Regions from separate parts of the Homo sapiens genome. Here region 1 is linked to region 2. The links are chromatin contacts, found by Hi-C or POLR2A ChIA-PET in ENCODE. All regions are on one chromosome and are shown on one strand. Each heading gives the region's core, a stretch centred on a gene start or an enhancer-like site at or near the end of the contact. The rest is flanking DNA. Distances are from core to core; before and after follow the strand shown.

Evidence for each region. Hi-C counts contacts between places; a loop is a spot of excess contacts on that map. ChIA-PET counts read pairs that join two places held with the same protein, here RNA polymerase II (POLR2A). Pooled maps may share reads with other maps.
Region 1: a map of ascending aorta shows a loop between it and region 2 (3-fold over the local background). The contact joins the promoter of LINC02513 here to the enhancer-like site in region 2. A Hi-C loop is called at or near these places in 8 of 168 maps with a recorded cell type or tissue (PC-9, Right ventricle myocardium inferior, aorta and 5 more), 1 of 37 single-sample maps with no recorded cell type and 8 of 50 pooled maps. POLR2A ChIA-PET finds 5 or more read pairs at or near these places in 5 of 52 experiments (CD8-positive, alpha-beta memory T cell, HEK293, PC-3 and 2 more).

Annotation. Positions count from the first base shown.
Region 1 is chr4:38,365,641-38,368,340 of GRCh38, reverse strand. It overlaps LINC02513 (long intergenic non-protein coding RNA 2513), which reads right to left and starts at 1,427. Exons shown (of 2, transcript NR_149123.1): 1 at 1,311-1,427. RefSeq lists enhancers at 1,507-1,646, 1,767-1,846.
Region 2 is chr4:38,317,670-38,320,369 of GRCh38, reverse strand. No RefSeq gene overlaps it. Among named protein-coding and RNA genes, the nearest start is that of LINC02513, 48 kb to the left of the region's middle. RefSeq lists enhancers at 1,440-1,940, 1,941-2,441. Within about 2 kb of position 1,374, at least 38 of the 41 ENCODE cell types and tissues checked have a DNase peak (open chromatin) inside an H3K27ac peak, as active enhancers do; they include PC-3, PC-9, ascending aorta and 2 more, where a contact is called at or near this core.

The DNA.
Region 1 (2,700 bases), core at 178-2,677, 48 kb before region 2:
ACAGCCCTTCTACTGATCTGGTAAATTGACTGTGGGTTAAGATTATGACCCCTACAAAGACCTCTAATAAAGTATAATTGTACTTTTGCAAGAATCTATTACCAAATATTTCCATAACTAACATCACAATGAGGCTTCCCAGGCATTTGCCTTTTCTTTTGTTGTTGATTCCAGTATCTGAATCTCCTTCCTACATTTGAAGATATCCCCCACTTTATGAGTCCCATCTTTCTCTGTAGATTTCCCAGGGAGCTATCTTAGGGAGTGATCTGAGGCTTTGTTTCTTAGAACGCGTTCTCCACGCCTGGCTTGCTGGCCTTCCTAGAGATCCTATGAGCTACTTATTATCCTTTAATAAATTCCTTTTCTGCTAAGCCAGTGTTGATGTTTGGGTTTCCCAGGAAACAGAATCCCAGACAGAAATTTTTGTGCAAGGAGGTTTTGGGAGGAGTGTCCTCTGGATCAACATCTGTCCCCTGGATCACAGGGCAAGGTACACAGGAGAGGGCAGAGAGAGAACTTGAACTGTGATGATGTTCCAGTAGAATCCTCATCTGATACCACGGGGAGCTCAAGAGCTGGAGGGCCCTTTAGGGGACTGAGATATTTGTATCCCTTCTCTTCTCCCTGGTCATTGAATACAGGCTGCCCCAGAAAGAGGGCAAGCCCTTGGATGAGATGACTTTCTTAGGCTAAGAGCCACATCAGGTCAGGGATACAGCTGAGACCTATCATCCACTTGCACTCCCAGTCTCTAAAGCAAGCGTTACAGTTTACAAATCCATTCTTCCCCTGGATTCTAGCAATAATCCAATCATTTTCTTCATAGTTCAAATGAGAAACTGAGGCTCAGAAATAATAAATGAACATCTAGAACAAGCTTGTCCAACCCATGGCCCACAGGCCACACGCAGCCAGGATGGCTTTGAATGCTGCCCAACACAAATTTGTAAATGTTCTTAAAACATTATGAGGTCTTTTTTGCTCATCAGCTATCATTAATGTTAGTGTATTTTATGTGTGGCCCAAGGCAATTCTTCTTCTTCCAGTGTGGCTCAGGAAAGCCAAAAGGTTGGACTACCCAAAAGCAACCAAAGTTCCACACTAGATATTGCTGACAGTAAACATCTACTCCTACCCTCCTAGCATCTGGAAGGCAGCCAGGGTTCTGAGTGAGATTTCAGTTCTGCCAGTGAAATGCCTTTGATGTAGAAAGAGGTAGAGGTGAAATGCAAACCCTCATCTTATGATTCCAAATGCTGTTTCTTTGCCTACACCATATTGAACATTGTTGCAGAGAAAAAACAAACCTTTGAGATGGGCAAGATGTCCAAGAGCCTGAGTAGAGCCTGGGCAGTTCAAAAATCTTGAGCCATATTACTTTTGGATCTTTCCTCAGGAGTTCTCAGAATTTGGGACAATGAATTCCAGTTGGAGCCACCATTTGTGAAGGAATCTCACCTTATCCTCCTATGGGAAAAAGAAAAAAAAAAAAAGTCACTAAACAGCAACCAAAGTGCCATACTAGATATTATCTGCTGACAGTAGACATCTACTCTTACTCTCATTTGTGTTTCCTCCAAGGGTCTGGAAGGCAGCCAGGGTTCTGGGTGAGATTTAAATTCTGCCAGTGAAATGAACTTTCATGCTATTTGGAAGGCAGAGGAGAGGTGGAGACTGTTTTCCCACAGCTGTGACAGCAGACAAGATGTGCCAACAAAAGCAAGTAGCAACAACTGGGCTCTGCACTCCACTCCCTGGTCACCAGTGTCTGGAACAGAGGTGGCAGGAGCTCAGGTTTTCTGACCTCTAGCTTATAGCAACAGTGGTTGATCTTGAAACCAAAACACCAGAAGCTGATTTTTACTACTCCTTCTCTTCTAAAATGTTGTGAGCACTGAATTTCCTAGATGAAGCCAATCTCTTTCTGCTTGAAATATTATATTTGTAATGGTTTTCTTTTTTCTATGCTGAACCTGAGCTAGCACCCCAAGCGTGAAGCCAGAGTCAGTGACTCCCCTTTCCACACCCAGACATGATATAACCAGAAGAAAAATGCTCTTTTACCCAGAGAGCAACATGGAGAGTACCGTAAAACAAACTGGATCTCAAAGTGCTGAGATGACTCCTCCGGGGAAACTAGTGACTGTTGGCCCATTGGGGATTGCTTCTTAAAGTAGGTGGGATGAGAGCCTTGTCTTGCTGTGTGGACTGTAATACTCAACCTTTACCACCATGCACTTAGTCCCAGCACAGACCTATCTTCTACCTTTTTCATCCACCATCCTAATGTCACAGAGAGGGAATGCATGAAATCTCACCAGTACGCTTGCTGGCCCACCATGTTGACAAGATGCCTCGCTAATAGAGCAGAGGCACAAGAGCCCATGACCATGGCATGGAGCCAAGTGTCAGCTAAAGTCCGAGACAGCGAAAGAAGTGTAAACAAAGGAAGAACGCTTTACAGGCATCATGAATCCCACGCCCAAAAATGCAGACAGGCAGTGGACTTTTGGAAATGGAGTCTCTTGGATTTGTAGCCATCAAAAACAAAAAGGCTTTTCAAACAAAGATGTCATTTTACAGAGGCAGAAAGAGCCAATGCTGCAAAGTGTCTTTAGCCCTGCAAATTCAAGCATGAAATGGATATTCAAGGATAGCTTGCCCACAAATGCAGAAGCTGGGACACAGAAGATGCAT
Region 2 (2,700 bases), core at 125-2,624:
GGAGGTCCTGGGATGCTTGGACCCAGGACGGCCCATAGTGCGGGCCTCTGCGTCCTCTCCCCCTCACATAGGGGCAGAGGCCAGGAGGCCTGGATCCTTCCCCAGCAACCGTGTGGAGGTTTTTACTTCCTCTGATCCAGGGGACACATGTAATCTTTTTCTACAACTCCCTGAGGCTGGTTTTTCCCACCCTACAAATCAGTAAGCATAAATTTTTGCAGAGAAGCCTGGAGCCATGGGTCCTAAGCATTCAGGCAGCCAAAAAAATTAAATTTTCAACCGGAGCCGGGTAAGGACACATGGTCTCAAACGTTTCCTGCCCAATTGGAGCCGCTTTCCTCCTCTTGCACACTTGCTCCCCCTACTGCCTGACGCTGGAAGTGCAGGCCTGGCTCCGAGGCAAGCTTGAACGCCCCAGCTCGGTCCTGGGATGGCCAGGGTGAAAGCCAGCAGAGCAGAGAGGTTGCCAAAAAAAAAAAAAAAAAGCAATAGTACATCTTTCATAATTCTCCCACTGCTCTGGGGAAGGCACTAAGCTAAGTCTTTTCTTTACATTTGAAGAATAAACTCTGTAATAAAGATTGAATAAAAGTCTTCCCTGAATAAAGTTTTGCCAAATAAGTTAAAGTTAGGTCTCCCTTAAGGGTTCAATAAATGAAAAGAACTTCAGTTTTAGATTCAGACCTCGTGAAATCCCCAAGCCCCTTTGGATTTCAGACCCTTGGAACGCAGATCCAGGTTTTGCGCCTTTATGTGATGCGTGAACTTGGACATCTTATTTAATCTTTTTGAGCCTGAGTTTCTTTAACTGTAATTTGGGCATAATCATATTGTTGGTCTCATAGTGTTGCTGTAGAACGTAAATGAAAGAATGTGAATGCATGAGAAAAGACTTTTACAACATAAAAATAAATGTGAGCTGTTTCCCTTCCAATCCAACGCACACACACCCCTTTTCCATCTATCTAAGTGGAAATGGCCGTCGAGGCAACCTAAACCCCTAAAAAAGGAAGTAGGGCAAGGAAAGCCCGGTCACAAACAGGAAGTAACAGAAATGCCACTGAGAAACATTCAGGCAGAAGAAAGAAAGAAAAACAGTCCTAGGCTGTGTTTTTGAAGATCAAGTTAGATTTAGTTAATGATTTGGGGCGTTGCCAGCCCGACTTGACCCCCTAAATAGGGGGTTTTCAGAGATGGTTAGGAAATTCTTGACCTCGATTTGACCTCACGAATGGGAATTCTCACTCTGCAGTTGGTAGGTTCCTGCCTTTTTAAATGTAGGTCTCTCCTCCTTTTCCCCTGCGGCCATAGGAGGGGCCGAGCGCTCAGCCGGCTGGGAGGAGCTGGGGCTCCGCCTGCCCTCCCTCGCCGTGGGGAGCCGCCCTGCAGCGCCTCTCGGGTTACTGCCTCCCTTCCTGGCTTCACAAACTCGCCACATGGTAGGTTGGCTACTTAAGGGAATGTAAGAAAAAGCACTCAAGTGACGGCATACAAAGAAGTTTTACAGCTCTGGAGATTATGTCAGATTTTCCTTCCTAATTTCTCCTTAGAGGAGACAAAATCCTAGATTTTTTTTTTTTTTTTGAAGGAAAGGGGAAAAAAAACGCAAAACGAAAGGGAAACATATTAACATATCAGGACACATTGTGCTGTTTATTCTCTTGTTTTTCTTTTCTCATTTTTGAAAGCTCTTTCAAGAATCTTACCGCCTTTCTTGTCTTTTCCTTAATTTTGTGTGTTTTTAAGGTGGGGAAGGGAGAGGATTAGAAGCCTGTGAATTTTGTCAGGACAAGGCCTTCCTAAGCTTTTCATTTGTTTGCAGAACCAGAGTTCCTTCTCTGGTCCAGATGAAGAGACTAGTTCCTACCTCCTTCGCCTATACCTCTTATTAAAGGACCCCTCCAACCCTTGTCAAAATGCTTGGTGAAAGTGAGAGTTGGAAAATCAAGAGATCCACATCCATCCTTTGAGTGACCCTAGTCTGCAGACAGTGTCAGAGAGACAAATACAAATATTCTTAAGATGGTATCATGTCCCATCTTAGGCTTGGTTGTTTTTCAATGGCCTCCAACTGTACACTTGTTACAGGAAAGGGGTCCCCATCTAGACCCCAAGAGAACGTTCTTGGATCTCACACAAGAAAGAATTCAGAGTGAGACTGTAGACTAAAATGAAAGCAAGTTTATTAAGAAAGTAAAGGAATACACTTTGGGAGGCCGAGGTGGGCGGATCATCTGAGGTCAATAGTTCGAGACCAGCCTGGCCAACATGGTGAAACCCATCTCTACTAAAAAAAAAAAAAAAGAAAAAGAAAAATACAAAATATTCGGGTGTGGTGGTGCACGCCTGTAATCCCAGCTACTAGGTGGCTGAGGCAGGAGAATTGCTTGAGCCCAGGAGGTGGAGGCTGCAGTGAGCTGAGATCATGCCACTGCACTCCAGCCTGGGTAACAGAGCCAGACTCTGTCTCAAAAAAAAAAAGACAAGACAGGAAAGGAATAAAAGAATAGCTACTCCGTAGACAGAGCAGCCCCAAGGGCTGCTGGTTGCCCATTTTTATGGTTATTTCTTGATGATATGCTAAACAAGGGATGGATTATTTATGCCTCCCCTTTCTAGAGCACATAGGGTAACTTCCTGATGTTGCCATGGCATTTGTAAACTGTCATGGTGCTGGTGGGACTGTAGCAGTGAGGATCC